Linked DNA regions of Homo sapiens: all the other regions are linked to region 3. Evidence: chromatin loops called from intact Hi-C (ENCODE). Cell type or tissue: A673. All regions are shown on one strand. Each heading gives the region's core, and the rest is flanking DNA. Links, peaks and the distances in the headings are about the cores only. Region 1 holds the start of LOC105374682 (a long non-coding RNA gene). Region 2 overlaps CDH12 (cadherin 12). Region 3 overlaps CDH12 (cadherin 12).

Evidence for each region. A loop is a pair of places that touch in the nucleus more often than their neighbours do. Peaks named below come from ENCODE experiments on the same cell type or tissue, not always from the same donor. Only the 100,000 strongest peaks of a DNase experiment are listed, where the experiment ranks them.
Region 1: a loop joins it to region 3, with 7 times the contacts of the local background. A loop is called at or near these places in 11 of 110 quality-filtered maps.
Region 2: it touches region 3 in a loop (4-fold over the local background); 7 of 110 quality-filtered maps call a loop at or near these places.

The regions. Positions count from the first base shown.
Region 1 is chr5:22,209,306-22,220,452 of GRCh38, forward strand. It overlaps CDH12 (cadherin 12), which reads right to left. Exons shown (of 15, transcript NM_004061.5): 4 at 3,193-3,338. LOC105374682 (a long non-coding RNA gene) reads left to right here and starts at 3,127. Exons shown (of 2, transcript XR_925845.4): 1 at 3,127-3,220; 2 at 3,609-5,300. In A673, for the core only: a CTCF peak has its summit at 4,991 (motif pointing left); a DNase peak (open chromatin) is centred at 4,976; H3K4me3 peaks cover 3,082 bases; H3K27ac peaks cover 1,601 bases.
Region 2 is chr5:21,813,004-21,824,150 of GRCh38, forward strand. It overlaps CDH12 (cadherin 12), which reads right to left. Exons shown (of 15, transcript NM_004061.5): 9 at 3,942-4,129. It overlaps LOC105374683 (a long non-coding RNA gene), which reads left to right and starts at 10,524. Exons shown (of 3, transcript XR_925846.3): 1 at 10,524-10,632; 2 at 10,908-10,956. RefSeq lists a silencer at 83-277 and an enhancer at 10,733-11,147. In A673, for the core only: a CTCF peak has its summit at 4,816 (motif pointing right); DNase peaks (open chromatin) are centred at 4,858, 5,248, 5,528 and 7,748; H3K4me3 peaks cover 1,142 bases; H3K27ac peaks cover 3,369 bases.
Region 3 is chr5:21,913,112-21,924,258 of GRCh38, forward strand. The region is part of intron 6 of CDH12 (cadherin 12); the gene reads right to left. Among named protein-coding and RNA genes, the nearest start is that of SNORA105A, 34 kb to the left of the region's middle. In A673, for the core only: a CTCF peak has its summit at 6,503 (motif pointing right); DNase peaks (open chromatin) are centred at 5,540 and 6,490; H3K27ac peaks cover 304 bases.

The DNA.
Region 1 (11,147 bases), core at 1,318-9,317, 300 kb after region 3:
GGAAAGTTTATGTAAAGTCAGCATAGCAAATAGGCTGCTGAATATGTAAGTCTGTTTTTTCTGAAGTCTACTTCCAACATTCAATTCCAACAGTTAGTTTCTCTACCTTTTCTAATATTGTGAATATCTTTCACTATTAACGTGAGTTCCCCTTAACTTCCTTTTAATCGCATTTCAATACAATTAACACTGAATTTATACCTCTACATTTTATTTTATTTTATCCTGAGAGTGTGTCAACCTCTCTTGGAAAGATGTATATGTTACAAATACTAAATTTCAGTAGAGACTTTGCTTACAGTAGAGTGTTTTTTCTGTCAGTAGTAATCAGAATTAGCTGGAAGCAAAGACTTGCACACTAACCTCTTTCAGAAACTAAAAGAACAAAGTACATGCTGGTTTCCAATACTGGTGGTGATGGAATTTACAAAATCACTTATTTTGTGTAAACAAGAGTTCACCTGTTCTGAAGGTAATATGATTACTCTGTACTATCTTAAAAATAGTCTTACAATATTCATGAGTATCATGTCAAGGGCTGGAAACAGTCACCATATATGAGGTAACAAAAAGGTATAGTATAGAGTGTATGAGTTTTAAACACAGCCAGATCTGAATTTGAGTTATAGGTTCATTACTGTGTGCCCTTGGCCCAGTTACATATGCTCTCTCAGATTCCAGCTTTCCTTCTGGAAAATGAGGGCAAATAACATCCATGTTAACATTTCAACTTTCATATGTTTTTATATTTATCATTTATTCATATATAAAAAGTTTATAACTCAGCTATCTGAGTTGAGGAAGCATGTGAGCTAGATTAGATACTGCCTATCTCTAGTGTCTTTTATTGAACATATTACTTATTGAGGAGCAAGTTATAGAAGAACTTGAAGCAAGTTTTGCAAAGTTTTAAAAGATTATTTTATTTAAATTTTGAGACTTCCTACTCTAAGTGAGGTTATCCTATGAGATGTTTTCCCATCTTACAGAAGAAATAAACTACCCTCAATCAAATGAAAAATGGAATTCAATATAGATTAAGGAGGCAGATGCTAAGTAAAATAAACTGTTACTAATTTTCAGTTGAACCCAAGATTTTCTTTATCCTCTTATCAGTATATTGCAAATTCAGACAACTATGACAATGGTAAAACTCCTTTAAGCAATTGCATTTTTAATTTTTTAAATTAAATTTGTATTTTAAGTTCAGGGGTACGTATGGTTGTTTGTTATATAAGTAAACATGTGTATTGGGGATTTGTTGTTTTTTGAATGAGAACTACAATTCCCTCAATTTTTAAACATAGATATTTCATTAGAGAGTAAACGCAACCTTCAATGGACGTACTCTGGTCAGACACTTCAGTGGTCAATACATCCAACAAAAAAGTTCATTGGGTCTGATGCCACCATCAATTCTGAAGTTGGCACAAGGATAGAGATGTTTTCAGCGACATGCAAGTTCGCTAGTAGCAAGTGTGTGTCCCTGTTTGGTTAATGTTGCCTCTTTCTGTTTATCAAGTTGCTTAAAAAAAAAAAAATAAGAAGCCAAAGACCCAGGGACAGCCACTGTAGTCAACACATTCTTCTCTCAATTATCTTTAATTCTATTGAGAAATCATCTCCCCAGGGAAAAGAGATAGAAGTCTCAGAACAAGAGAAGTAGATAAAAGTCTTCAGGTTTTAGCTACAAACATACTGGTAGCCAAGTACACATCAGCCTTTGGGAACCTTGAAAATAGTTTACTCCTCTGGAAGAAGCACTAACATCGACATCAGCCTGAAAAGCTCTCCAGAGAATTTCAGAATGATAGCCAATTATTAGAAAGTGTTCTGACATCTTTATAAAATGTCCCATCTCAAGAGATCCATAGAAGAAAAGGGAAGTCAGCACTTCAGGAAATACGAGTGCTCACTCTGAAAAGCACACTTGAGATACCATTATAAATCTTTATACAAAAGCAGCTAGATATTTACATTTTGCTTTAACAATAGAAATTAATTGTTAAAAATCAACCTGTTTCAGTATTATACGTGATATTTTAAATAATGTTTATTTCATTATTTGAAAACTTTTATGTCATACAATATCAAGGTAAGTGATTGCTATTCTTCAGTATTTAGCCTGCAGACTGATAGATCACATAATTATAGTGATATAATTATTTAATTACTCTTAATTACATAAAAATTTATCATAATATGGAGTAAAACAATCAGGCTATATTTACATGCGCTTAGTAAGGTAGAAAAGAAAAAGTTCAGGTAATTAAACTTTGGAAAAAAGTTGCTTACAATACCTTTCTAGATATTTTTAACAAGCTTACAAGAAAATGGGTAAAAAAGAATTAATATGGAATGGTTTAATCTGAATTACCTGGATAATTGCCCTAAATGATATAGGAAATGTAAGCTTCACTTCAATTCATTATATCTTAATAATAAAAATGAAATAAAACATAAAAAAGATTTTTTTACAAACACGTAATCTCTTATTGAAGAATTCTTTCAAAAACAAGCATTTTAGAAAGCACTTAATTTTCCTTTGCTTTCTTTTTTTATTCATGTCATAAAAGAAATCCACTTCTGTTGAATAAGTACTATAAATTATATGAATGGTACAATAAGTCTTCTAGTTTCATTTTTCTTAATACTTGCATCAGAAACTATAACATTTAAGTTTTAAGTTCCAAATGGATACTATTAAAATATTCAGGGATTTAGTCCTAAATCCTTAAACCAAAAGGGAGCTCAGGAATATTGCTAATGTAGAAAGCTGCACAAAATCTCAACTCGCATTTGCAAATTTTCTTTCCATCTGATTTAACTTTGAAGTTTTCAGACTCAGATTTTACTATATGACATCAACAAATCACTTCAATCAAAACCAATTTACCTTGGCAATGCACAACCCTCCAAATAGATTATTAAAAAGGTAAAATGAGAAATTAACTATCTTTTCATGTTCCCTTTTATTTTCTCTGGATACAAGGCAGAATGAATGTATTTCAGAAGAAATTGCCCTGAGATATCATTATCTCCAACGCCGTTTTCACTCCAGGAAACTTGCTTATAAATTAAGCTTTTCCTGACACAGTCACTTGCTGCAGTGCAGAATGTCAGTTTAGTCAGTTAGAACTTTCAATGCAGAAATTCAGTGCCATGCAGTCACCCGGATAAAGCAGCACTTACCTTAATTGAAATTTTCTCTGTGAACGAGGTGAGAAATCCGTCAAATCAACCGTGAATGGGGTGGGGAGATCGAAGTTTTCAATCAACACCCTCCAAGTAGCTGCATCCTGTGCTCCTTTTCCCTGTTATGTTGAGCTCCTCACTGTCTAAGGAGAGAAAAACATCAGCTGAAATCCTCCGAGGTTCCCAGTGAGTAAATGAGGACTAAGCGATGTTTCTGAACGGGAGATTCTCCGTGAGCGTGCTCCGTTTGGAGGCTCCCTAACACTCTTGGCAGGTCCCTGGAGCCAGGCGTTAATCATTGACCTGATTAGCAAGAACGCTCCGGGTGCGCAGGCAACACACGCCGAGGGTTGGTGGGTCTCCCGGGAACTGGAAAAGGCACCAAGGCCACTTGGGAATCTTGTCTTTTCCAGCCTAATGGATGAACTACAACTATGATTATGATTTGCAAGGAGATTAGCTGCCGTGCTAGCCATCGCAGGACTTAAACAAATGTGCTTTCTCCTGCTGTTTTTCAAGGTGCCTTCGTGTAAGATATTAGGTACAGTGAAGCAATTAATAGACTGATAGAGCTGATTTGTAAGACAAGCTTAAAGCTGAAAAATGTTTAAAGCGATGTGATCAAAGAGATAGCTGCACTTGTCTCTGCCGCTCGCCTGCTACATACTTCAACCTTTGTCGAACTAAAATGAATTTAAAGGTTTATTACAGCCCTCCAGAGTGCAACTCTCTGAATTTATAAAAAGGAAGTATTCATACTAAATAAGCATATTTGGCAGATTGCTACAGACACAAGCACTCAAACCACGGCATGAACACAGCCTTGCTTGTGTAGTTTTCCAAACGGCATTTTCAATTAGCATTACACTTGCAAAAAATGTTTGCATTGTACCCTTAACCAGAGTAATGTAGGAGAATACAGCACTACACCTAACCGAATCATCTCTTTGATTATCTGTTGAAATACTGATTTCCTAAAACAAAAACAAGCAAGCATATGAGAGGATCGAAAATATCTAACAACTTTTTAAACGTAGCTATGTGCCGTTACCAACCTGCTGGTCCCCATCCGTCATCCGCTCTTTCTGCCACTGACCACCTTCTCAGCACTTCCTCATCAAGTTCCTAGTTCCCTGAAGAGATCTAACTCTCTGGAAAAGGTCACATAACTGAATGCCAAAGCCCCAAATGGTTAATTTTTGACAGCTCTCACTTTTGCAGGATAAAATTATGCAAATAACATAAAAAGAACAGATGAAAAAAGTAATTTGCATGTCTTGAGGGTGAGAAAATTCTCATTGCCAGAGAGAAAGCTGACGACTGTCCTCTCACAATGATCCTGAGTGATATGTTCAGCACTTTTGTTTTTTTCCAGTGGGTCTCACTTGGGACATATGGCATTTCTTTGATGTGTGTGTGCGTGTGTGTGTGGGTGCGTGTGCTTGCGTGTGTGTGTGAGAAAGAGAGAGAGGAAGAGCGAGAAGCTATATTTACATTGTGATATTTATATATATCTTAGAAAACCCTCAAATTTCAGTAGGCGAATGCACTAAGTATAAATAATAGAGAATCCGTTTGCCTTATACATTCCCAAATATATTTTTAAAGTATCTCATTAAAATACAAGCTCTTGGTGAAACTTTTTGGACAAAGTAAAACTTCAGGGTAACTGAATTGCTGTTACTAAGGCAGGTACTCATCCTACTCTGAAAACGGAGACGGCCCTGCAGAAGCCCCAGGAGATGGGGCTGTAGCCTCCCATGCAGAGGTCTCTTGCTCCCTCAGCTGGTGGAGGGTGACAGCCGAATGTGAAGAAACCCAGTCAACCACTTCAGGAGAGGGAGAACAATTTTTGCTGCTGTAAAGCAGGAAACCCATTATCCAATTTTAGATTGGCATGAGAGTGTTATAGTAGAAAAGAGGCTGCTTACATCGAAGTAAATGCACCTTGAGCATAAATTGTAAAAATAAGAAAATGTAACTGCTAATTTCTCCTGAGAGGGTTCCAACTAGTCTTTAACACAATACTTGTAAATAACAGTGGGATAGATTCCAGGGCTCTAATGTGTAGTTGGTCATGCAATTAAAGCACTCCGTTTCTCGTATTGGTCTAAGTCCCATTCTGAGGATCTTAAATCGTGAACTATTTTTAAAACTTATTAAAACGTTAAGACAGGGCTTATTTTCCTGAACCCTGCCAGCCAACCCACAATCATCATCACCAACTAAAACAGGTGCACACGAAACTTTGTGCCATAGTAGATGGGTTCTATCTGGAAACTCCAACTCCATGAGACTGCCCTGATGACATTTCCAAATAACCAGCCTTTCTGTTCTCATAAAATCCAGAGGTCTTTCAAAACCCTGAATGGTTTCTATAGAGAGTATGATGACTCTTCAGTAGTTTTTTTAACCTATGTTGGAACACTAATTGATTTTATGTGAAAGTACACACATGAAGAACAAAGCAAAATAAGACCATTTTGTTGGAGGTGTGAGGGGAGACCGTAGTCACATGAAAATAACAGGTACTGTCTATTACATGCTTGCTATGTAGTAAGTGACTGGCATGCACTTCAGCTATAGCTATCCATGAACCCCTTAGTCCAATTCTATTAAGCAGACATTATAATATTTTATTTTTTAATTAATTAAGTTAGGGCTCTGAGAAGTTAAGCAAATTTACCAATGTTGCGTAGTCAGTACAGAAGAAACCCACCACTAAAAGTCAGGTTACTGTAACTATAAAATTAGCAAATATTTGGAAATTCCCAAATGTTAAAACTGATCAAAACCCTTACTTCCAACAGAATGGGAACATTTTCTAGATTTTATGATTAACAAAAATCATTTTCACATCTTTAAAAACCATTTTATAACTGATAAACTATTGTAACAGTTCTGCTATTAAAAGTTATGTATGATTTAGCAGAAAAAAAATTCACAAAAAAAACTTTAGGCTAAAAAATAGATTCCATCCAGAGCTTCCAAATATATAATTCCATTAGCACAAATGACTCAATTTCAAATTTTTAAAAATCCCTTCTGCAATTCATTTGCTCTCCCACTCAAATATAATAATTATTGCTTTTTTAAAACAAGAAAATAGCTCCACTCTAAGTAAACGAATATCTCAAGAACAGCCATAAAAATATATTAGACCAAAATTATGATGATTTTTACTAACCTAGTTCTCCAAGTGGCATAATGTAATAGCAAAGCTCAAATGTACTAGGGAGCTAAAGTTTATCTCTGATTTGTTCATGCTTTATCTACAGGTTTCTTAAAAGTCACATGAATCCTATCATTTCATATGGCTCTTTGAAATTCTCAGACACATCCATAACTTTACAGAGAAGCATTGTGACCACACTCTTTCAAGAAGTTTAATGAAATAAATGATGATAACGCAAACTAATGCAACATTTAAACTTTGCCAAGAACTTATTCTCTCATTTGATTCTTATGGGAATCTTGTGAAATAGGTTACCATAAGTATTTTTCTCATATGTTAGTGATGAGGAATAAAAAGAGCAAGTGATTGTCCTTTGGTGTTTGATAGTGGAAAACCTAATGTCTTCCTTTTTACGTAAGTCCTATTGCTCCCCACTATGTCGAACAAATATGTTTATCTGAGTCATCTTGTTGTCAAAAAGGATCTTAAGTGGCTATATAAACAGAAGTCAGTCTTTCTTCATTTACTTAGGTTTGTTCCAAACAGTGTAAATTGTGATTGTGATTTATTGAAGAAAAAATTACTCTGAGCTGACAGGGAACTTGTGATTTATGTATACTGGAATAGCAACCCTTAGATTTCCTACAGACTTTTCCTGATCTTGGCTATTATTATTTAAATTGGGGATATATGAAGATATTTCCCAAATATTAGTCTTATGATTCTTACACAAATAGAATCTTGCTTCTGTATACCAATGTAGATTCAGCTATTACCTCCCTACCACTGTTTGTGATGGTTTATCAGAACAGACCTTGAAAAATTACTGTTAATTATTTTAAATGGATCTATAAATACATATACATAAACAAGCCACCTAACTAATAACAAATTGATCTTGCAGCAGCAGCATCAAGCTAATACTATCACACAGAGGTTTGCTGAATGCTAACAGATTCTCATGTATTATACATATTTCTGCTTATGTCTAAATCATGGAGGCTGAATGACTAAACTCACCAGCCTTCAAGAGAAATTTTTATTTTTGATTCCGGTTTCACGCACATATACTCATGAGTTTAAGATAAGATGAAATTTTAGAAAAAAAAGAAAGCTAAACTGGATATCAGAAAACTTAGACTATAGTCAAAATTCTAGCAGTGAGTAGTTTTCTAACCGAAGCCATTTAAAAAGCTTCTATTTAATAATTTCATTGGAAAATTTGAGGAAATTAAACTATATTATCTCTAGGATTTCAGTCAGTTATGAAAATGCATCTATTTGCCTAATAATTTGTGATGTTCTTTCTACCTAATTCAGAAATAATCAAGCAATTAAGAAGGAATTATTGTCTGCAAATACATGTTTTCTCCCTTCTCACACCCTTCCATGCCCCAAACAACTTATTTTATACTATAAATAACATTATAGCAAGGATGTGTTGATTTCATAGTTCGAGTAATTAAAAAATCAGCCAGAAATTATTGATGTGAAATTGTAAATGGAGTAGATTAAAAAATTGCTAAGGTCAGGAATATTCTTTAAATGTTTTAAAATAATTATAACACGTTTCTTTAAAAGGTCATGGTTATTTTATTGCAACTAGAATGGATGTTAGCCATCCTCTCTATTGTCCTGATCAGTAAAATTAATGTAAAGGTAACTTAATTAAAATGATTGAGAATTATCTTAAAATTGGAGAGCATACTTAAAGAATGGACACATAATATTAACATATTTTGTGTTTTTAAAAGCACATTTCCAATTTAGTAGACAATTATTTTAAAATAACAAAAAAGCAGAGTGCATAATTAAAAGAAAAGAAATGGCTTTTGTAGACATAATTGCTTTGCATTTTAGACCTTTCTTGTTAGCTCTGATTTATTCTATTTTGTATCTTTGAGGTATGACTATGAAGTTCAAGTAAAATTAGATAAATAATATGTAAAACTTTAAGAATATTAAACTCACTTTCTATTGAATTCACTAAAAGATACTAAAAATTAGTAATGACTAGAGTTATACATATAAAACCCAAACAAAACACATTTTTAGCAATGATTTTAAAATGCCATTAAACAAATGGACATATAAAATAATATTAATGAATAATATTGCTCAATAGAAAAAAAATGTTTATTTCCTTACTGAGTAGATAGGTTTACCCTTTTGGAGAGTCAGAAAAGCAGTGGTAGGGTAGAGTGGAATGTGGAAAGATCTGCAAGCACTAATGGGACAACTAGTATCAAATGAATTTCCTGTTCACTAAAAAATTTTAGATGATGAAAATTCTGACTTAGATTTTCTTATTAATTCATAACTATTTAACTATATATTTAATTATTTAACAAGTTATTTCTACCACTAAATACCTATTAGAATAGTTAAAATCAAAAAGAAAAAAAACTCTCATTACGTCAAGTGTCAACAATGATGTGAAAAACCTATAACCCTAAAACACTGTTCATGGGAATATAAAAGGATGCAATCACTCTAAAATACATTGTGGTAGTTTTTTAAAAAGTTAAACGTATGCCTATCGTGTGATGCAGCCATCTCGCTCTGAAGTATTCACTCCAAAGAAAAAAAAGCATATTTCCATTCAAACAACTAGACACAAATGACTGATTAGTCACAATGGCTCCAAACTGGGGAAAAAAAAGTCCGTCAACAGGTGAGTGAATAAACTGTGGTACACTCATAGAATGGAATACTTCTTGGTAATTAAAAGTAGGCAACTACTAGTACACTTAACAACTGGACCACAAAATGATTATGCTGATATAAAACAAGCCAGAAACAAATACATTACTAATATATAATTACATTTCTGTAGAATTAAAAAATATGGAAATTTATCTGTAATGACAGAAAACAGGTAACTGGTTGGAGGTGAATGAAGTTGGAATGAGAAATTGCAGAGGTCACAAGAAAACCCTTGGGACAATGGAAATATTCAGTGTCTTGATTATGATGGTGGCTTCACAGGTGTATATATGTGTCAAAACCCATCTAATTTGCAAGTTAAATATGTGCAGTTTACTGTATATAAATTATACCTCAATAAAGTTGCACAAAACCCTCACATCTTCCTCATTTCTTCTTTAATAAAACAGAATCACAATTAAATGATTAATAACAGATTATGTCCATAATAACAATCTATATGCCTTTAATTCTGATTTCTATTTTCTAAAGAAACCGCATCGAAGATGGAATAAAATCACCTACTTTATATTTCTAACCGTTTCTTAAATTGTATACAGCATTTCCCATTCAATCATATTTTAAGACAACTTTAAACTTAATGTCCTAGTATCTATCCAGATAATAGTTCAGTAAAATTTTATATAGGGAAATAAGGTGCCATTTCAAATCAAACAATGATGGCTGTGAAATGCTTAATTACCTTTTGACATACATATATCATTGTCCATTTGTTCTTAGCTTCTCCATAATGTGTATGGAAATATTACTCTAGCCTATCTTCAGCATCTATGACACCGCAGGTGACAATAAATTACGAGAAATTATGGGGCTTTCTCAACCTCTAAATGCATTTGACAGGCATGAAGATGAAAATACCTTCTATAACATCATAAAGATCATATTGTTACAGAGTGGCTCTAAACGGATCTTCCTCTTATTATTTACTTATTTACGAAATCAAACTTTTTCTTTGGATTTCATGGTGACTCTATTAACCTCTGAATACCATATTTCATTCTCCTCTCAGTTATACTGACTGTAATACCCAGTTTCCTCTCATGTCAACTTGCTCTTTTTCACTCTCAGCAAAAGTCAATAATTTGCTGCCACATCATAAGGAATAGGTGACTGCTATCTGCCTTGCTGACTTTATTTCCCTTATTAAAATAATTTAAACTCTCTGCAGTAATACAGAGTTTTAACATATATCAGACTGTTGGTGAGCAGTCTGAAATAACACCTTTACTACCTTCTGTACATCAAATATATAGATTTCAGTTTTTGTAGTAATGGTAAAATAATGGTAAAAATATCAGAGATTTGGGTAGTTCACTGCCTAGGATTGCAATGACACACCAGCAAAGAGCAATTATGAATCCTTGGGCTCGTTGCTTCACATTTGCTTGAGTTTTCTCAGATGAAAAAAGGTGATAAAATAGTATGAAATGAATTAGTGCAGATGGAGTAGTAAGATTAAATGAGTTAGTAGATACACACTAAGAAGATAACTCACAAATGAGCTACCAGCTATAATTATACCAGCTATAATTTTTAGTTAAAATGAACAACATATAAACTATGTATACCCCCAAATAAAACTTTGTTTAAATTGTAATGATTATGTCCAATTGGATGCAGGCTTAATGTATATCACCATTGTCTACATCATGAATCCGTAAGGATGTTTCTACTAAAAAGGTAAAAAATGATACCATATGTTTTTAGAAGGAATGTTAAAAATATAATAACAAAGTGCTGATGGACATATACAGTGCTATATCTCAGGAGAGCAACATTGACATTTGTAATACAATGGCAAGTGTTTGTACATGCGTATGTGTGTGTGCATGTACATAAATTGCATAAATTGGGTGATTCTACAGATGTTATTGAGAAAATATTGTGCATTGCATCATTATTTATAATAGTGAGATACTGAAAACACTAATGCATTTTATTGATTAGACATAAATATGAAAGTCCCATAAATGAATGCATCTATCATGTTTTAGAAATATATTTTTGACATATAAATTTTCACATTATTTTTATAAAAAAGTAGATTACA
Region 2 (11,147 bases), core at 1,120-9,119, 100 kb before region 3:
GCTGTTCCTTTACAATTTATTTAGAATCTCACAATCTCTCACCATCTCTGTTGCTGTACCATCACGTTCCACATTTCTATCTGTTTCCCGGTTTACTTCTATGGTCTCTTAACTGAGCTATTGCTTTCATTATTTCCTAGTTACTGTTCTCTTAAGACAACCAGAGTCACTTGGGTCTACAAGGGTAAGGCGAGGCCAGGTGTGGTGGCTCATGCCTGTAATCCCAGCACTTTGGGAGGCCAAGGCAGGTGGATCACCTGAGGTCAGGAGTTCAAGACCAGCCTGACAAACATGGTGAAACCCCTTCTCTACTAAAAATACAAAAAATTAGCCAGGCATGTTGGCAGGCACCTGTAATCCCAACTACTTGGGAGGCTGAGGCAGGAGAATCGCTTGAACCTGGGAGACAGAGGTTGCAGTGAGCCGAGATCCCTCCATTGCACTCCAGCCTGGGCAACAAGAGCAAAACTCCATATCAAAATAAATAAATAAATAAAAATAAATAAAAGAGTAAAAGTGATCTAGATCTACACTCACATGGGCTCTCTATATCACGATCTGTTAATAATTCAACATCTTTGCCTGGTCTACAAGGCTCTGCCTGGCGAGCCCGTCATCTCTGGCCAAGGCCCTCTTCCTTCACTTCATTCCAGCCCCACTGGCCTTCTTGCCTAGTACACTCCCAATTCAGAGATTTTGAAATTGCTGCTCAAACTTTTAGGAACTCACATCACCCAAATACCACATGGTCAGGTTTTTGCTCATATTCCCTTCTAATACAGAAGTCTTTTTTTATTTTTCACCTCACTGTAAGATACCCTCCACCCTCCACATGCCTTTTACCCCTTCATCCTACTTTAAGTCTTTCTAGCTTGAATTCATCACTGCTGAAAGTGATTTCTAATTTGTTTGTTTATCTCCTGACGTCCTCAGTTGAATGGAAGCTGAGTATGAGTGCAGGCAGTGTGTTTGTTGAGTTCACTGCCCTATCTCCATAGTGGAGTCTGGAAAACAGTGGCTGCTTCCAAAATACCTGTTGAATGAAGTAGTGAAAGTTATGGACATTGAGCTTTACTTAGATAATGAATTTCAGGCCAGTAAAATGGACAACAATGATTCATCCACCACAGGAGAAATGAGTGTGTGTGTGTGTGTGTGTGTGTGTGTGTGTGTGTGTGTGTGTTTTATTTGCAGATATACTTTCAAGATTATCTACCCTATCTAAATCTATTTTAATAAAAGTATTATATAATTTTGCATATCTCAATTTTAATCCAGTTAAGAAGAATAAAAATTCTAAATAAACACAATAAATACAAAAAATAAATAACATGACTCATTCTCTGTAGATGTTTCATAATGAAAAAGGCAGATATGTTCTTATTGCTTTCATGATAGTTGAACTTACATAACTGAATGATTACTTTCAAAGATTAATATGTTTTGATATAATAAGATAAAGGACTATTATTAAACCACGCCTTTTTCAACTGTTTTAAAAATAAATAAGAATGACATACATTTTTCTAGATTGACACCTAGACATTGATTACTTATTGGTATAGGTGGTAAATATGTGTAAATAAAAATGAAAACATAAACATAAAACTATGTGTGTGAATATAAAGTAAGTTACAATAATTAAATATAAATAAGTATATAAACATAAATATATATAAAGTATATCTAGAATTGAATCTTTCGTACCTTAATTTTACTTTGGAAGTATACTTAATTTTATATTTAAATATTATGACTTCTTAATTTAAAATATTTTTTATATTATTAATGATTTTTATTTGTTCCATTTGAATAGATGATTGTAACCCATTTAAATGTGATTTCTTTGTTGGAGACCTTCTTAGGGAAAAAATTAAGTGAGAAGACTTTACATTGATTTGGGACTAAAAGAAAAAGAGAAAAACAAACTAAATAACAATGAAGGAGTAAAGTTGATAAGAATTTGACATATTTTTCTAACTGTACTTTGCAAATTTAACATAAATGCTTAATTTAATAGAGTGGGATCATGTGGGTTAAATTAATTTCTAGACTAAGCGTAATTTTTGCACAATAGTAGAAATAAAAATATGATAATCTATTTGAAAAATGTGTTTCTTTTTAAGAGTATTTTCATTACCATATATATTGCTTCCTTGTTAAAATTCAGAATTCCTGAGCAAATATGGGAGGGGCAGACTGATTAATGGAACTAAATGCAAAGTATTTATTCTGGTTAAAATAATTACAATGAGTAAATGAGTATTGTATACTGCAGTTTGGAGTATATTCTTCAAAATTCTTCAAAATGGAGTGTGTTTTGTAGAAGGGGAGGAAATGGCTGAACTAAATGAGCTTCACTTTTCTGCCTTTACTTTGCTATTGGAAATTCCTATAATTTGCCTCACTATTATGGAAAAAATGTGCACACCTTAAATGCCATTATAATTTTTCTTTCTCACATTAACAGACTCCTTCATGTCACCACCCAACAAAAGACAAAACTACAGACACTGTAAATAATAATTTCTTCCTAATATTTCAACTAACTTTGCCCTCAGCAATCCTCTTTGGCTCTAATCCATATGTCATTACTAAACAGCTTCCCAGCGCAGTCTGTCTTTCTCTCTCTCTCGGTTTCTTGGTAATTCTTTTTCACTTTCTTCCTTAAAGCTCTCTCACGTCCATTACTGGCCTTTCACATTTCTTCTAGTTCTCAGGTGTTTAGAGCTTACACGCATCAGTATGCTTCCACTGTGATATCAACCAACATTGTGGTGAATTAGATATTTATATCTTCAGAAGAACCATAAAAAGGCTCAATATCAAGACTGATGGGGTTAGAGTTACTTCTCAATCTTGTTTTTAAATTAATCTTTTGTCTATATTTATAGCAATAAAAAATTAGGTTACAATTAAACTCTGTAAGAATCTTTTTTAAATGATGTCATCAAATTATCAGGCCTAATTGTTCAACATAAAATATATAATAGTTGAATCACAGAATAATAGCACCTATAGAAGTAAATACTCAGCATCACTAGGTCTTTTTTGTTTTCAATTTAAAATACAGTTGACTCCTGAGCAACATGGGTTTGGACTGTGCAGGGCCACTTATATGTGGATTTTCCTCTGCCTCTGCCATCCCTGACACAGCAATACCAGCCCCTCCTCTTCCTCCTTCTCCTCAGCCTACTCAATGTGAAGATGATGAGGATGAAGACCTTTATGATGATCCACTAGTGCTTAACAAATAGTAAATACATTTCCTTTTGCTTATGATTTTCTTAATAACATTTTCTCCTCTCTAGCTTACTTTATTGTAAGAATACAGTATATACGGCTGGGTGTGGTGGCTTACGCCTATAACCCCAGCACTTTGGGAGGCCGAGGCAGGTGGATCACGAGGTCAGGAGTTTGAGACCAGCCTGACCAACATGGTGAAATCCCTTCTCTACTAAAAATACAAAAACTAGCCGGGCGTGGTGGTGCACATCTGTAATCCCAGCTACTCAGGAGTTTGAGGCAGGAGAATCCCTTGAAACTGGGATGCAGAGTTTGCAGTGAGCTGACATCTCACCACTGCACTCCAGCCTGGGTAACAGAGTGCAACTCCATCTCAAAAAAAAAAAAAAAAAAAAAAAAAAAAAGAATAGAGTATATACTATATATAAGATACAAACTATGTGTCAAATGTTTATGTGATTGGTAAAGCTTCTGGTCAAGAGTAAGCTATTAGTACGGAAATTTTGTAAGATCCAAAAGATACATGCAGATTTTTGACGGCACGGAGTATCAGTACCCCAACTCTCACATGGTTCAAGGGTCAACTCTATTGCTAATTGAAGGAAAATTAAAATTACTTGTCATTTTCAATATTTATTTTTTATCTTCTTTAATTATTATTTAGTAGTCAACTGTCCCAACATTTGTCTATATACCTTTTTCAATTTGATGACTCCCTCTTGTGTATCCTCATCTGTGACGATGTCAAACAAATTTCCCCCATCTCCTGGAACAATATTGTATTCAATTTCTGCATTTTGTCCAAAATCAGGATCCACAGCTCTTATTCTTCCAATAGCTGAACCAATAGGGGAAGACTCAGGAACTTTCAAGTGGAAGATGCCTGATAAGACATATAAAATTTGAATTGACAGTGGGGTTAGTAAGAGATATAGTAAGATTACAAGGCTTGAAAAATAGAGTCCACTGAAAGTAAATCACATTTAGAACATTATAGTGCAAATTGAAAAGGCAATTTGCTGTCAAGTTAAGGATTATGATTAGGAGTAATAACTTCACTTTTCTCTTCAATATGTGCTGCTCTAGAATTTTAACTGGGCATTATAAATAGTAGAGAATGCTAAAGTAAAATTATTAGCAGGACTTGTTTTACACACTTATATGGCATAAAAGTGTACCACATATCAAATGGGAGGGTGGGACTATTCATGAAATTAATTGGTACTAATAATACAGGTTGCAAGACATAGATAAAAAGTTATAGATACATAGATAGATGATAGATAGATGATAGATAGATAGATAGGTGATAGATATATAGATATAGAAAGTTGAGGTTATATTTCCTAAAACTAATGACTTCAATAAGTATACATCATTAAACTAAAAATAACCTGTAAAATAATTTGTATAATCAAAATTCTAGTCGATGATAGATTGAAATATAGTATATTATAGACTAAGATTCAGCTTATATTTAGTGAATTTTAACTTGTCACCTTTCTATATACTTTTACTGATATTTTAAATCATAAAGTTCTGTCTCCCGAAGTTTTTTAATAGCATTAAGAAAGAAAAAAAAGTAAAATGCTTATTTTTACCACCAGGTGGAGCGTTTATATTACTATGAAATTTATACTGAATCAGCAAAACTTAGATAAAACATTTCAGAATCATGGAAAATTGTAATACTCTACAAAAAAATAAAAACATAGACATTATTTTAAGGTTTTGTAGAATTTTTCAAAGTTTGACACACAAGAAAGATATAGTGCATGCTCTTTTACTGACATTTCATTAAAGCAAATATTAATGAGTTTAACAACAGTCTGTTCAAATTCAAATGAGGAAAGGAAATGAGAGAAAATAAAAATTAAGAAACAAAACTAAACACCAAAATCTAAAGTTTCCATTTTGATACTGGAGTTCCACTTTCAGTTTCTCTTACCGGATTTAGAATGGCTCTTTCCCATGGGTAAATCAACCATGGTGATTCATTCGTTTTAGAATTTTAGTTACACATTTGTGGAAAATAAATTAAGAAGTTACTATAAATGTCTGTTGCATAGGGAAGTTCATTAAAAAATCATGTTACAATATTACAGTTATTTTCTCCAAGAAGGTGTGAGAAAAAAATCAATCACATCTTGTAGAGATTCTGCCAGATATTTTCTTTTTGATTTCCCATTATTTTTTGAGGTCCTGTAGTTCTTTCACAATCAGTTTCAAAACTTGGTAATTTCATTAGCATGGGAAGCAGTTAAATCTCCCTTCTTCCCTCCTTCCCCCAGAAAATGGTATCTACCATTTATCTTGAATATGCAGATCAGCCGTATTTAAATCCAACATATTATCTCCATGGAACATATATGTGATTTGGTCTCAAGAGAGCTAAATACTCAACTAAAGTTTGTTTATTTTACATATAAGACAAAATGATACTTTACAGTGGTCCACAAGAGTTATATTTAAATAATTAGCTTAGTTAATTCATACTTTCAAAGAGGGTATGAGGAATCTTTCTCAAAAATGCACTTAAAAGTTTAAATAAATAAAAAAATAAACATTATAGACCTAACAACAACAACAAAAAACTCCTTCCAAGTCACAATGCTAAAATGTTACATAGATATTATGAAGGAATCTCAGTTAAGGAAAGTCACATTAATTGATCAAAGTAGTAATTTCTCATAGGGTAGGATTATTGTTTTATTTTTATTTCCTAAGCACTTAACATAGTAGCTGTCATTTAGGGATGCTTAATGTTTGCTGAACTTAAAGCAGTGATTGAATTTGAGGCAATCAAATCAAAGAAGAAAAACAAAAGAATGGGTTACATTGCATTCCTATTTTCTACCAGAAGGATAAAGCCAGATATTCAGGAGGAATCTATCTGATTTCAAATAGCCTTAATTACATAAGCAGAATCTATCATGGCTTTTGGAACTACTTTCTTTAGATCATAAATATTTCTTAATAGATAAATTAAACCATGATCCTAGTGAGGCACTCCTGAGATATTAGGAAATATAAGGGTCCCTGAACTTCTGTTTAATGAGGCAAGAAAGCATGTGACAAAGTTATTACAGTTGTACTAAACTTAAGGACAAATTCCAAAGAAAAAGGACAAGGCACAGAACGTGTAATTTTTCATTTTCCTTTTTTTCTTCTAAAATGCCCGTTAAATGGAAATACGATTTATCAGAAACTGTGTTTGTATCTTTTGCCTCTTGTTGTGTGACTGTGATGAAGTATCTGAGGAACATCAAAAGCTTTGAATTCACGGTACGATTGGTCATAGTCCAAACTCGTGGCTCATAAATGAGTGTTAGAAAAAGTCTAAATTTTTTTTCTAATAAAAGAGAGAAATGGAAGTCGATGTTGAATAGTGTACTAGAAATCCTTCTTGATTAGGACATTTAGTAGGAAACTTAGGGGTAAACATTATCAAGGAAATAACTGAACAAGTGTTCAGAGAGACAGAGAGCCGTCAAGTATAGTGGATTTCAAACTTCAAATGTGGCCAGCAGTGGGAGTGGTAAGGGTGAAACAGTGAGAGTCATAAGGAGCGGAGTAGTATGAGAAATTTAGGAACACATGTGCATCTCACTTAAAGAGCTGGGGACATTTCTGTTTATTCCATCCAATCCATTCAATGAGAGCCAGTTGAAGTTACATATTAGGTTTATGAGTTAGCTTTACATTTACATTTGGATGGTTAAAAGCAAAAGTAAAGGAAATTACACATCGATGAAAATGATAGAGCCTGGAGTCCTCTCTAATGGATTATGGTTAGTGAAGGTGAAGAGTTTAGCCAGAGTTGAGATCCTCCAATATGGGGGAAAAAAAATTAAAGCATTGAAAGGTAATCCAAAGGGCATCAGATAATTCAAACTGCAGATGAAAGAGCCCCCTTTCCAAGACAATAATATGCTGAGATACGAACTTTATGTTCTATAAAAGAACATTTTATGGGGCTAGTCACAATAAATGTAAAGAAAGCTATTCTTTGTAGTATTCTATCAATTTAAGTTAAATAGGGTGTTTTGTTTTAAGTTGTCAGCATAGAGAGTGCCAACAAATTCCATTTTTATCTAATGGCATTGAAAAATTGTGATAAATTGAAATAATAGCATTGTCCAATAATGATTGATTTACTAGCATTCCACTAACATGCACCCCTTCAAAATTAAGATAAAAGTAAAGCAATGATTACTTTTTGTGTGTGTTAAGTTTTAGTGCATGTGAAATGCAAATATACAGAGCAATAGATTTTCTACTCTTTACACAGCAGACATACATTTTAGTAAGGTGGAAGACACGTTCATTAAGATAAGTGTTTCTTAATAAAATATTACAGCTGGTAATAAAGTCTGCAGAATATGGAACAAGTCAGAGAAACTATGCATTTGTCATGTCAGATTGTTTAGGTTCTGTCGGTTTATTTCCAATGACTTGACATTTTATCATGTCTGGAATCTCAACAGCAATAAAGCTGAGGTCATTCAGATTAATTCAAAACTGTGAAGTAATCTTCAGCTATGCCAAAGTTGGATTGTTCATGATGTACTGTGTAATTACACCGCCACCGTCTTCCAGGCGTCCTACTTTTGATGCATATGAAACATCTTAATGGCACTACCTGTACCACACAAATTGAGAAATAAAACAGGTGACAAGAGATTGTCCACAGTCAATAAAAATATATATTTACAATTCATCAAATATACCTATTGTGCTTAGCCAAAATCTTCATTTTCCCATAGAAAAGGAGGAAATTGCATGCAGTGAACTAATTATAATGATCATATTCTTAAATATAATATTCCCTGTTAGTTCCAAGAGTAGAAAAAAATCAGGTAGTTATAAGCTAAGTATCCTCTCAGTAACTATGTCATTTGAAAAGATACTGATTAGGACTTAAACTGTGTGTCGGGCGGGGAGAGTGGGGACAGGTAGGGGACATGCATTGCTACTTTAAAAAAAAAGGATGTAAAATATATTTACCTTCCTTTTTTTGTTTATTGCAGGAAATTTCCAGATACTGATGAAAACACCAAAATAAATATATTTACTTGACAAAATATAAATGAAGATCTTTACTTAAAAATAAAGATTATAGGACCTGAACAAATATATTAAGTGAATGAATGACTTTAAAAATACCACAACATTCAATGACACCAATAGCAAGTTAAAAAGAAGATAAAATAATCCATTACAAACTCACTTTTGAAATACATTTTATTTTATCTTTATGTAACAATAATTCTAAAGTTACTTAAAAAAAAGGAAGTCAATGTTTAACTGCAAATAAGTTACCTAAATACAAGTAACTAATGTGAATATAATTCATATTTAATAATACAAGAACACTAGAAATATTGGAGGGCTTAAGAACAAATTATTTCAAATTGATGAAAATGTTAAACATTTTTAAAAACTCAAAAACATACACTTGATTCCAACTAAATAGACTATGATTTGAAATATTACATTTCAATTTAAACTTCAAAAAATAAATATAGCACTGAACTATTGATTCAGTAATTGAATTCAAACATTAGATTGTTCAAATGATCCTGCATACTTTTTGTGTGTGTGAGTGATTTACCTTCTAATGGCTTAGAAATAAAATTTTGTTGTATCAATATTTTATTTTTTTAAATTTCTTAAATATGTATCACACAAAATTATTTCACCTTACTTAAACAACACGAAAAGGAAATACAAGTAAACAACATATTGTGTGAGTAAAAAGAAACTTTATAGAAATTGTGTACCTGTAGCTCTGTGACCCTGGGCAAAATATTTTAAACATCCCTCTTTTCCTGATCGTTTAAAATATCTCTCTTTTCCTGATCTGTAAAATTAGTATAACAATATCTACTTTATAGATTTGTTTTTGAAAGTCACTTATACAAAAGTGCATGAAACTCATTCAGTATTATTTATTACTAGTTAACTTTTATAATATTTGTATATTATAATATTTGTATATAATATTTGTATAGTCTATATGTATTATAATTTTTCCTATCAGAATGGCAATAGCCAATAGGAAACTGTCTATAGAGGTGTGGAGATGAAAGAAAGACAGATCTTAAAAGAGTTCTAAAAAGTCGTTTTAATTTTAATTAAAATATTTTCCCATATCTTTAAAATTGGAGGATTCAGGAAGAAAAAAAATGTTTTGGTGGTGGAAGAACATTTTATGCCCTCTATTTCCTTAAAAGCCTGAGGCTGTATTTTCAATATGCCCAAATTAAAGTAATAGAAATGTTGTCCATAAGAAAGAACTATCCTGATAACAAAGCTGGGTTCAAGCTGGATTTTAGTCAAGCATACTAAACATACAGTGAATGGAATCTCTCAGTAATAACAGAAACATCCACTGCTGCTCATTCCCAGGATGAGGCTAGGATGGGCATAGTTTTTAAGTGTCAAGTATTTGGCACTAGAGCTTCACTTTATTGGTTAAATTACTTCGCTTTTGAGATGTTATATTTGCCCATTCTCGATTTTAACTAACCATATACATGAATAAGAATTGCCATGCACACAATATCCGTCATATTAATGAATTAAGATTTATAAATTTTCTGTAACAATAGCAATATTTCTTGTCTCTGAACAATGAGAAATTTATTCCTGTAAACTTTTTTCTAGTTCTGAGCAGCTAAACGCAATAGAAAAATTTAAGGCTCGATATTAAATTGTCTTTCAAAAATTATCTTTGCATAGTAGATTAATTGCTTAATTTTCCGGTATCTCAGATTATTGATATTTGATTCAACTACAGTTTTTAGTGGTCTCCTTCATGGAATGACAAGGAAAAACACATAAACAAAAAGACAAGTGTTTTTCTTGATGGCATTTATGGTCTAGTGGGAGAGAAGTCAATTAAACAATCACACAAAAAAGTAAAATAGCAGAAAAAAACACCAGCGCTCTAAAGGAAAGTTACACAATTCTATTCAATGTTTAAACTGAGAATCCGAGCTGAGACAATACCATTGGGTTCTGTGAGGTCAGCTAATAGAAAACATTCCAAACAGAAGTAACCATATGACAAAGGTGATATGATCATAGTTTCCTGTCTTACCAGTTTGTTTGTTCAATAACTCCCACTGGGACCTATCATCTCTAATGTCAGAAGCACCTCTAGTATATTAACCTATAGCCTATATAGCTTGGCCATGTACTTTTGTTGCTGCAATTTGGCAAACCCTAACTCTTGATGATGATAATTATCTTCCTTCTAAAGGAGGAGGGATGGTTTACTGAGGAAAACCATAGAGAAGCAACTAGATATTACTATAAATTATGATCATTAACTTTGAATGCCCCTTCAAAATTGCTTAAAAAGCACACAGATTTGCAAAGGTAACTGACTACCATTCTCTGTGACTTCTATTTTGAACTGATCTACTGTCCTTAAATATCTGCTTAAGTACTCCCTTTACTACTTCCTTTCTCAGTTGGTGACCTTGCCTTGTAGTTCACAGAAAAAGAAAAAAAAATGATGTTGCACAGGAGATTGCTCAGCTTCCCCAACCTTCAAAGGATCCTACATCAGTGTGACTCACAGTTTGAATAATCATAACATGTAAGATATGATACAAACTTTTTTTTTTATTTGTCTCTCACTCTTCCTTTAGACTTTCTTCTGTCGGGGTATGCTTTGTCTTTTCTTGGATGAAGACAATGGTGAGTAAATGATGTTTCTTCTCACTATTAAATAATAATCCTATGTTCACTTTAATTCTAAAAACATAGATTTGGAAGTTAGACATTTCCAATAAATCATATTAACTAGCACATCAATCCATATGCAAAATTAAGACTTCTCCCCTTGGCCACCCCACCCACGTCCAAGCCAATTAGAGCCAGCAGCAGAT
Region 3 (11,147 bases), core at 1,801-9,800:
GGATTACAGACATGAGCCACCAAGCCTGGTCAGGTTCTGGTTTCTATGATTCATCTTAGGGAAGATGGATTCTAGTTTCTATGGCTCATCTTGGAGAAGAATGGGACAGAGAGACAGGAGGACAGAAGAAGGTCAAAGAAAAACTATTGGTTCTGAGGTCTTCATTTTAGGTTAGTTGTATTCTGAGTCCCCACATATTTAAGCCATTACAATAATCATCACAATTTTTTTTAATTAAATACTTTTACATTTACATTTCTTTCTTGTGATCATTTTGGGATTTTAGGAAATTTTGGAGAAATGATATACGTGTATCTTCTGGGAAAGAAAAAGAGAGTTCACATAATATGTAAAAGTAAACAAGTTTCTGTCCGGGTGCTTAATTCACAAATTTTCCTTCAGTAACTTCATATGTTTTGTGCAGAATCAAAATCCTACTTTCATTAGCATAGCTTATTTTATAAATTAATTTATTTTTAACATTAATCACACATATATAAAATATTATACATATATTAATCAGAAGACTAGAGACATTATTTCATATGTTGTGGGGTTTTGTTGTTGTTGTTGTGTTTTGCTCTGAGACAGGGTCTTGCTGTCAACCACGCTGGAGTGCAGTGAAATGATCACAGCTTATGGCAGCCCTGACCTCCTGAGCACAAGCGAGCCTCCCACCTCAGCCTCCCAAGTAGTCCCTGTAGTGGGACTACAGGTATGCACCACCATACCCAGCTAATATTTTCATTTTTGGAGAGATAGGAGTCTCACTGTGTTTCCCAGACTGGTCTCAAACTCCTGGGCCCAAGTGACCTTCCTGCCTCAGTCTCCCAAAATGCTGGGTTTACAGGTGTGACACACCACACCCAGCCCTGTTTCATACTTTGAAAGTATAGATTCTCAGTGTTTCATATTGGTCCTTTTGATGCCAGAAAGGACTACAAACTCTGTCAAACAGAGTAAGTCCTCAACATACACTAAGGCATTATTGCTTTCATTTTCAGTCTCCTAAGATGGCATAGACACTATCAATACTTTATAAGAAATCCACACTGAAAGGGGCTTTTGACGTGAAAAACCTGAGACGGAATGACTGAATCCTTTTGCTTTTCTCTTCAATGGAATATTTGCTATTCATCTTCTACATGCAAAGCACTGTGAGAGGATATTAAATAGTTTATATCCAATAAGGGTGAAAGTCAAGAGAGTGACAAAATTTAGGCAGGAATAATAGATGATTTAACTGAGGAGCAGGCAACAATTTTCAGGAACACAGAGAAGAACTGATTGTATCAAACATGGTTTTTACAGAAATATATCTACAAGTCATATGTATCCTGTATTTTATACACATATATACACACATACATACAGTGTATATATACATATATACATACCCATACAAAGAGAGAGAGATGGGAGAGAGATTTTATTGAATTGGCTCATGTGATTATGACACTGGCAAGTCTGAAATCTATAGGGTAAGCCAGGAGGCTGAAAACTCAGGCAGGAGTTGATTCTGCAGTTTTCAGGCCAATTTTCTTTCTTGTCAGGAAACCTCTATTTTTGCCCTTATAACTTGAACTGATTGGATAAAGCCACCCACATTATTGAAGAAAATCTCCTTTACTTAAAGTCAACTGATAATGGATGTTAACTATATCTGTAAAATATCTTCACAGTAACACCTCAATTAGTGTTTAAATAACTAGGTAACTTAGCAAAGTTCTGACATGAAATTAATCATCACATGAAATGCCAAGTTGGATGTGTGGTTGAAATGAGTATTTGTTTAAAAAGTATGATATATTTGAACTATATGATTAGTTCGACAAAGACTGACAAATGCAGACAGAATGTGAGAGATGAGGCAAGACAGATTGTGCCTTGCTGGGCTAGGATTAGCCAGTGTAGAGAGAATGAACCAAGGCAGAAACCTAGAAACGAAGGTTAATTCAGCCTGGGAAGGACCTGAAAAGTTATTGTTTTTCCTAAAAGCAACCAGTAGTCCTGAGAGATTTTCAGCAAAAAGTAACATAATTAGAATCTGTCTTCTGAAAGTATAATTCCGATCTTATTATTTTATAGCACAGGTTGAACAACAGGCTAGACATTAGTAGGGGCTGGCATCAAAGGTTATATTTACATTAAAATTGAGAAATTATATGTAGCAGAATAACAACTAATGGTTTTTTAGTAGTATGTAGAGAAGAAGGAAAGCATGAGAAAACAAACAAAAAAATTCAGGAAGCGAACTGCAAGGTTTGACCCATTAGATAAGAAGGAAGGTAAAGATAAATATAAGAATTTAAAAAGGAACACAATGACCTAACTATGGGGCAAGTTAATAATAGGAATAAGTGTAAGGCACTTGGAGATCACATTAGTACATTCATTTCTGATAAGATTGGTACTGGAGAGTGTAGATTATACATGCAGATAGTAAGGGTTTTGAGTTTGAAATGCCAGATTTAGACAGCTTTTCCATCAGCAGTGATAGACTGGGTCACAAACCCTGCTGTTATTTCTCCTCCCCAGAATACCAAGCCTACCAACCAGTGGAGGGGCACACCCCTTACTTGGGATGGGGAAAATGAGTAATGGTGTAGGGTATGGAGGGAGGTCATGCTCAAGAAAACAGCAGGAGGAAGAAAGACAAGTTACGCTCCATCCGCTAAGCCTTGGGTACACCAGTTTCTGATCATTTGTGCTGTGTGTGTGTGTGTGTGTGTGTGTGTGTGTGTGTGTGTTCATGTATTAAAAGAAGTGAACAATATAAGGGTTAGGAAAGGAAAAAAAATAAAAGACCTAGAGGGAGGGGTAGAAAACAAGGCCTTCATACTTTTAATTAGCAAAAATATATAAACAACAAAGTATGTGTCATACTGCTTCATAATAAAAAAGCAATGTGCCAATGGATCTGATTCATGTTTCCATATTTTCTTATTTCTCCACCTATTCAGTACATATTTTTGAACATCTATAAGTACCAGGCTTGAGTGATACTGGGCCCTAAGACAATTATAATAATAATGCCTACAACAACACACCAATAATAATAATTACAGCTATGTAAGTATTCTATCTTCAAGGAATTTAGATAGACAAGCCATATAGCCACATACATAAAACTATCTTTGTCTCCCATAAACTTGGCAATTAGTGTTATAGTATCTGGTAATTAGGAACTTAAGGTAAGTTTCATGTTTATTGAATGAGTTGGACTCAGAAAGGTCAAAATTATGGGAAACTTTTACTTGTTTCTACTCCAGGGTCTTCAAATAAGCTCCAGTGAAACATTTTTCTTGTCTTTGCATTAATATTTCAGCAGATCAAATGAATCTTATTTGTGGAATTCCAAAGTTTCCCATTGTCAAAACTTCATTTTCATTTTTTCCATTTTTTTTTTTCTTGGCAGATTAGGCCTATTGGAAGCCAGCTTTGGGAAAGGAGGAAGAACACGATTTACTTCTGCAGTCTTCCTCACTCCACCAAACACCCTTTCTCCTCCCCTAGTAAGTGACATCTGCTTCCAGTCCCTCCAAACTTGGGCCTGGAGTGGCCTGGAGTGGCTGGTGGATTGAAGAAAAAAGGCCAAGTTTGACGGGAGCATATAATCGTAATTTTAATTGATGCTGTCCGATGCAACTAACACAGAGTCCAAGGAATGCGTCTCTCAGCAGGCTCCTAGGAGATACCCCACTAGGCATTTTGTCTCATTCTCTGGGCCAGGCAAGGCTTCATTTTGTTAGCATTTGCTTTAATGAGTTTCACTCACGTAGGCTCTCTATCTGTGGACATTCTTAGTAAATAAAATCTCTTGAAAACAGCTGATGGACAGCTCCATTTTAGAAGACTAGCACCTGGCTCTTAGGCAGTGGCAGTGCCTTTATCTTGCAGTTAGTGGTCATAGAGCTGCCTTCTGCTACACCTTTCCCTCCTCTCCCTCTCTAGGCCCCCTTTTCTGGTCCTCTCACCTTTAACATTTTTCAGGTGTGGTTTAAGTACTGAACTCTCTGAACTTCAAGCTCCTCAATATACCAGTCATCTTTCCTAAGCTTCCCAAAGCCTTTCATTTGGCTTGAGGGACATGGGGAGACAAAGACAAGAGCTGGCACGTGGCACCAATGGGCTCTGACCTGGCCGCATATGGGAATCCCCTGGGAGCCTCAAAAACTCCCAATGTCTGTGCCCCATGCCCAGAACTGGGATGTCATGTTTAGGGTGTGGACGGGGCATCTTGAATGATTCTACTGTCTAGTCAAAGTTACTACAGTTTTATTTGCAAGCTACTGCAGCTCTGAAGTCATTATATAAAAATTACCAGTTAAAATTAACTAATCTTCCTTTGACAATTTCAAGATGTTTCTGTTACATTCTTAGCTCCTCAGGGAGTTTTCATTCATGTTTACCTTTATGCCTGTAAAGTGCAATTACTTTCAGCACTAGACATGGAGAGAAAATCATCGAGTCTAGTGTATCTTTATTTTCTATGTGATGAAACTAACAAGTGTTCTCTGTAAGAAAAAATTAGTTTTGAGAATAGGTAAAATAGAGTGCTGAACGTCCTTTCAATGAAACGCTGAAGCACCCTATGGGATGTGGAACTGTCTGGTTAGGCTATTTAAAAAAACTGTAAAAATACAAATAAATTTACAGAAAATAGATAGTAATGCAAATATTTCTTGTCCATAGAAATGCAAATTATTTATGGTTGGTAGAATACTCTTGATTATTTCCCTGTGGAAAGACTTGATTTTCAAATTCATTTGAACACTGCTTTACTGCATATAAATGTATGCATCTTTGCTTTCTCTTTTATATCAGTTGTAACATCTTACTGGTTCCCTCTTCTATATTAAGATAAATCAAATCTTTAACACATAAACTTTTTAGCTTCACATTAAAGTCACAATGTTACCTTTTTGTTAAAACTGCCCCTTTTATATCTTTAAGATACATTTTTCTATATAGTATGAAAGTAAGTATGTATTGCTAATAATATATATATGCTGATACACTGCTATTTTTAAAAGATTTTTCACATGTTTCACTGTTCCTTAAAAATGCTTATAAAATTAGTATTTTATAGTGTTACTTTATTATTAATCACAGCACACTGAAAATCCAGTTTATTTTATCCAGTTTCCAATATGCATTTAAGTGTGTGTTGTAATTAAAATAATTTCAATTTCTCAGTAAGATAATTCCTATTCAGATGTTACAATTAGGTTCTTCTATTCCAAAGCATATTTTTGTCTAAAAATCCTTTTTTTTTCAGCAAAGCATTTGTATTGGTCCATTCTCATGCTGCTAATAAAGACATACCCGAGGCTGGGTAATTTATAAAGGAAAAAGGTTTAATTGACTCACAGTTCAGCACAGTTGGGGAGTCCTCAGGAAATTTACAATCATGGCAGAAGGCGAAGGGGAAGCAAGGCACCTTCTTCACAAGGTGCCAGGAAGGAGAAGTGCAAGCAGAGGAAATGGCCGAGGACTACAAAACCATCAGCTCTCTGAGACTCACTCATTATCACAAGAACAGCATGGGGTAAACTTCCCCCATGATTCAATTACCTCCACTTGGTCCCACTCTTGACACATGGTGATTATGGAGATTATAATTCAAGTTGAGTTTTGGGCAGGAACACAGAATGATATCATTTGAAAACATTTTTGGTATAAATTATACCATCATATTGTCATATATCTAAATTCAGATGGGAAATGCATAATTACTCAAATTAAAATTGTATAAATTTAATTCTTGTTATTTCCTTATTATCAATATCTCTAATGTATATTCTATATACTTTTCAGTTTTACAAAGTCATATTGACAGAGACACATCTAAATTAGATGCTTGAAAAGTAAAATTTTCAACTTGTTGCCTACAAGTAATGCAAATTTCACTTGATTGCTCCTTTTAAATGTCAAATTTGACTAAAATACCATTAAACCAATATGATAACTGATATAAATACAGATGGACTGATAATAACTGCAATGTCTCAAAGTATTTACAAATTTTAAAAAATGCTGTTGTCTAGTCAAAGCTCATTTAATTTCAAATGTAGGGATGATTTTATTTTAAGTGGCTTTCATTTACAAAATAACAATGTTTTACACAACTGAGCCATTTTCCTCATTCAGTTCTCTCTTGTTATTGCTTATGCAGAAATATTTGATCAAATTTACTTATTTTATTGTATTATAAAATATTATGTACCAAAACTCAAAGATTCAAATAGATAATTTAGTTGTAACCCTATTTTTTTTTCCTTTACTCTTTAGGAAATTTAAACATGTTTTTATCGGACACAAAACCCAACATGTTAACGTTTCAATTCCACTTATGAAATGCCATTATTTCATAAGCTGCCTATTCACCCTCCACTTCTTTCATGCAAATTCTTCTTCCTTTCTCTCAAAAACGTTATTTCCTTTGCACAGTCTGTCATTTTCGCAGGCCAACCCCTAGCCACGTGCAGTATTTATTCTGACCATTAGATGTCACCAATCTCTTTGTAAGAGCAGCTGTAGATAGACTTGATTCCCGGAGAAACGGACTGATAAATACATAATTTATTAAATCTAAAAGTCAACAATATCTGTGAAGAATCATTTAGATGCATTAAAAAATTAATTAATATTGTAGTTACTATTTAAAGATCATGATAAGCCTGCCGCATGAGGATTCAGCATTGACAGACCTTCTCATTGTCAGAGTTTGACAGAGTTCTAATGTCAGTGATGCTAAATGACCTCCCTTCAAATATTTAAGAAAAGAAAAAATTTCTATAGCTACCACTCTCTTGATGTTTCCAGTGATAATATTAAGAAAAATATCTTCATGCCTATTTTGTAAGAAATAAATGAGAAAATAATGAATATAAATTACTCATTTTACTTTGTTTCTTATTTCATTTTTAGTAATATTAGGACATATATTATTTTAAACCTATAATTATGGATAGAGATAAAAGACATTCATTCATTCACCCATTCAGTCTCTAATTTATTCGTTGCTACAACAAATATTTATAGAGACCAACAATGCCCAGGTACTGTTTCAGAAAATTGGGATACATCCATGAATAAAGCAAAGCAGACAGATACCCCAACCTTGATGAGACATCATGTGAGCAGACATGTAATGTAAAACACTTTACCAATTACAATAAATGGAAGGACTTGGACAGAAAAAAGTGGCTTGCCTATAAAGTCAGATATCTTGGCTCTATCAGAAGCCTCAGATGAATGTAAGTTACTTTGAATGACTCTGGAACATCATTCTCAGCAAACTAACACAAGAATAGAAAACCAAACAATGCATGCTCTCACTGATAAGTGGGAGTTGAACAATGAGAATCCATGGACAAAGGGAGAGGGAACATCACACACCGGGGCCTGTCAGGGTGTGGGGGCCAGGGGAGGGAAAGCATTAGGATAAATACCTAATGTATATGATGGGTTGATGGGTGCAGCAAACCACCATGGCACATGTATACCTATGTAACCTGCACATTCTGCACATGTACCCCAGAACTTAAAGTATGATAATAATAATAATAATAATCTTCAAAGCCAATATAGCCATTTTGTGACTTGGCTTAAGAAACTATTCAGAGAAACAACGTAACATCTTAGGATGCTGTTGTCACAAAATTGAGGTTGTTCACTGCATTCACTCCCACAATTTTATTTCATTTTTCTGAACCTTCAACAACCCAAAAACATTTAGGAAAGTAACTGAGTGAAACAGGAATAGTAGTGAGGCAAAGAAAGAAGAATCATGAATGTTTAGATAGTCAAATCTGCTTCAGTAAAAGAAAACCTCCTCTGCAGCAGATGCTTGGAAACCACAGATTTTTTCTTAATTCTACATCTGCTGCTCACATTTTAGGAAGCAGTTACATACAGAAAAACCTTTTCCTCTAAAGCATTAAAATTGTCATCTCTCTTCTGTCTCTGTCCTTGAGGGACATAAGATTGATCAATGCATTTGTTGAGGACTTTGTTCTTAGGAAATGTGAGGATAAATAAAAGAAATAAAAAAGACACAAGTCATGATGTTGCCCCACATATTAGAAGCACAGAATTATATGGCTATGAGTGGCATGATCCTAAATTTTTTTAAGCCTTAAAATCATAAATGAGGTCAATGTATTTATGCTTAGCCTTATCTATATACTTGTCATAGTGTCAAGATATGTTTAGCAAGGATGGTCCTGCATCTTCTCCATCTGGTCCTGAAACTAATCTGTTTAGCTTATTCCTACAAGGAAGTAGATTTGTTCTTTTTTTGAATTTGACTTAGTTCCTTTTAAAACAATTTTTTTCTGTCTTCCTTTATTTGCTACTGATGGTTGCTCTATTCTTTCTAACCCAAACTATATAGGGCTTGAGTCAAATGTTAGAGACCATTACCATCCCATCTGTATAACTCCTTTTTGAATTCATGAAAGCAACTTCTGTGAGTCACAGCAACGTTTACTGGAGTCAGTCCAATGATCAGATGAAAAAGAAAGACAATCCTTTCTGTTCTCATGCCTTTTTCTCTCTTAGATATGATGGGGAAGAATCTGACACTACAAATTTCCTTCCATGCAGTATGAACTGAAGTTCTGTCTATTTGTGCATTCTACTGACTTGAAAATGAACAAAGTCTATCTCAGAAACCTTGGGGCCATCAGGAGAGACATGGAAGACTGTTCAAAACGTTTTTCTGTGTTAAACTGCTGGCCTTCCCCTCCTTTGTCATCGGCTAATTTTAACATGTCCATTTCTTTGCATTGCCTCAAACTGGCTAACTCACTGTCAAAGCTTCAAATTGTTTCTTAACATAAAAATCCACACATCTTTTCATACAATGAATACCTGCTTGACTGGTTATAGTAACTTCTTTTACCATGGGGGTGTCCAACATTGACAGCTTTGTCAAATAAGGTAGAAACGTCTCTGTGATTTCCACTCCCTGAGTAACCACTGATTTACTACATTTGGTGTCATTTGCCCATAGTTCTGAAATAGCTTACACAAATACTAGTGTAAATATAATCCTCAAACTGAAAACTCTTTAGAAGAATGTATTTGTTTATTTCTCTCTTTATACACAGGAACATATTTATAAAAGATTATCATAGAATTTCAGAGTACAGGATCATATAAAAAAGCATCTAAGAACCAGTGAATAAGTGTTTGCTACAAGAGGACTGTTAGGAAAAAATGAGAAATCTCATTTAGAATAAATTCAGATGAGCCTTGCTTCTTAATGGCTAAAATTATTTCCTTTACAAAAACGCTGAATTATGGGTCATCAAACCTACATCTGCTTACCAAAAAAGATTATTGAACATGCAATAAATATGCTGGCCTCTGAACTTTCTCATAATATGTAGTCAAGAATTCTTGATTATACACAAGGTCAATTCTCTCTTGCAAGAAAGTGCTCAGGTAAAGGTAGATGATACGAACATAATTCAAATTGAATAATATCATCTACAAGGCTCATACAGACATACATATGTAGACAGAAATATGGTTTACTAGAAAAAATAAATCTTTCTTTGCATGCAGAACAGTTACCTGCAATTCACCCTATTCCCTTATTTTTCTTTTTTAAAGATCCACTTATGGGCTTCCCGAGAGACTAAGATATAGAAAAGATTGCTTGGATTTCTCTATCAGGATAATATTACCTTTCTCTCTGCCAATACAAGGTTGATAATTATCTCTCCAATATCTTGTCTACATCATACTCCTCTTTTTAAGTTGAATCAGGCTAGTAATAAATACAAGAATAAAAAGAAAGATGTGTGTATGTGTATCTATATCTATATCTATATCTATATCTATATCTATATCTATATATGGAGAGAAGGAGAGAGGAGCACGCACCCACGTACACACTCTCCAATAGGTCAATTTAAACACATATTTAAGCAAAGACTGTGTTTTATAATTTCAACATTGCCACTTTAATATTTTTCTTGTTGTTTTAATGCAATAAAGTTTTAACTTCCTATCTATACTATAATGGTGGTGAATAATAATACAGCTAAGTTACGTTATGTGAATTAAGAAATTTTGAGATTAGAAAGGACATTCCAAGTAATCAAATTCAAATTTCTATTCAATGCAAAAATCTTTTAAAAAAGATTTTGAGAAGCAATCTCCAACATTTGTATAAACACATGAACAAGTTACCCTGTCTCTCGTGTGTGGGTGTGTGTGTATACAATTACAAATATATAATTAACTTTTATTGAACCCTTGTAAATGTTAGTTTTTAATTACACTGACCTGAGATCTTTCCCATATTTACAACTCCATCCCTACCACATCTCAGCTAGTTTTCTCTATGTTTTCCTAGTATACCTTGCTTTGTTTCTCAAAGCAAAACTAAATAGTATAATGTTCCTTCCAACCCTTCAAATACCTCAGGGTATCTGTTATGTTTCTTTATGCTCCCCATGTCTTCTATGAGCTGGATTGTTTCTGATTCCCGCAGTGATTCCAGAGAAAATACAGCAGTCTTTCTAGCATATCCATGCCTATAAATCTTCAATTAAAACTTGATAATTCTATTATTTTTAATAAGTTTTGGGTGTGCTTCAAAGAGGGATAGGTAACTCATATGGATCTTGGTATAATTTTTAACCATTACAATGTTTTTGTTTTCTATGAAAGCATTTCTCACAGTCTTGGGTTGGACTTTAGATCCGTTTTTTAAAATCGCCATTGACAGGAATAAATCAAAATTTCTCTTTTGCAAATTGAAGACATAGGGTAAATTATTGGAACATGCAGATATACTACTAGCACTTATGTTATATTGGATGCATACTGTCTTCATAGTGGAGAAAATTAAGAGCTGTGGATTGTCAGAGAAGAATTACTAAACTGTCTCCTTCCTCTAGGTACTAATTTAGTTTTTCCACTTGAAGTCATCAGTGCTCAAACTGTAACAACACCACTAATGCAATTGCTGACTCAAACTTGGAAATAGAAAAACTAAAAGTAGTTATAATTATAGCAACCATGCACTTTTTTCCCTGTTGAATTGTGAGAGAAACAGCAAGGTAGTAAGAATGAATAAAGGTGAAGATGATGTGTTTAAATTACTAGCTGTGGCCGGGCACGGT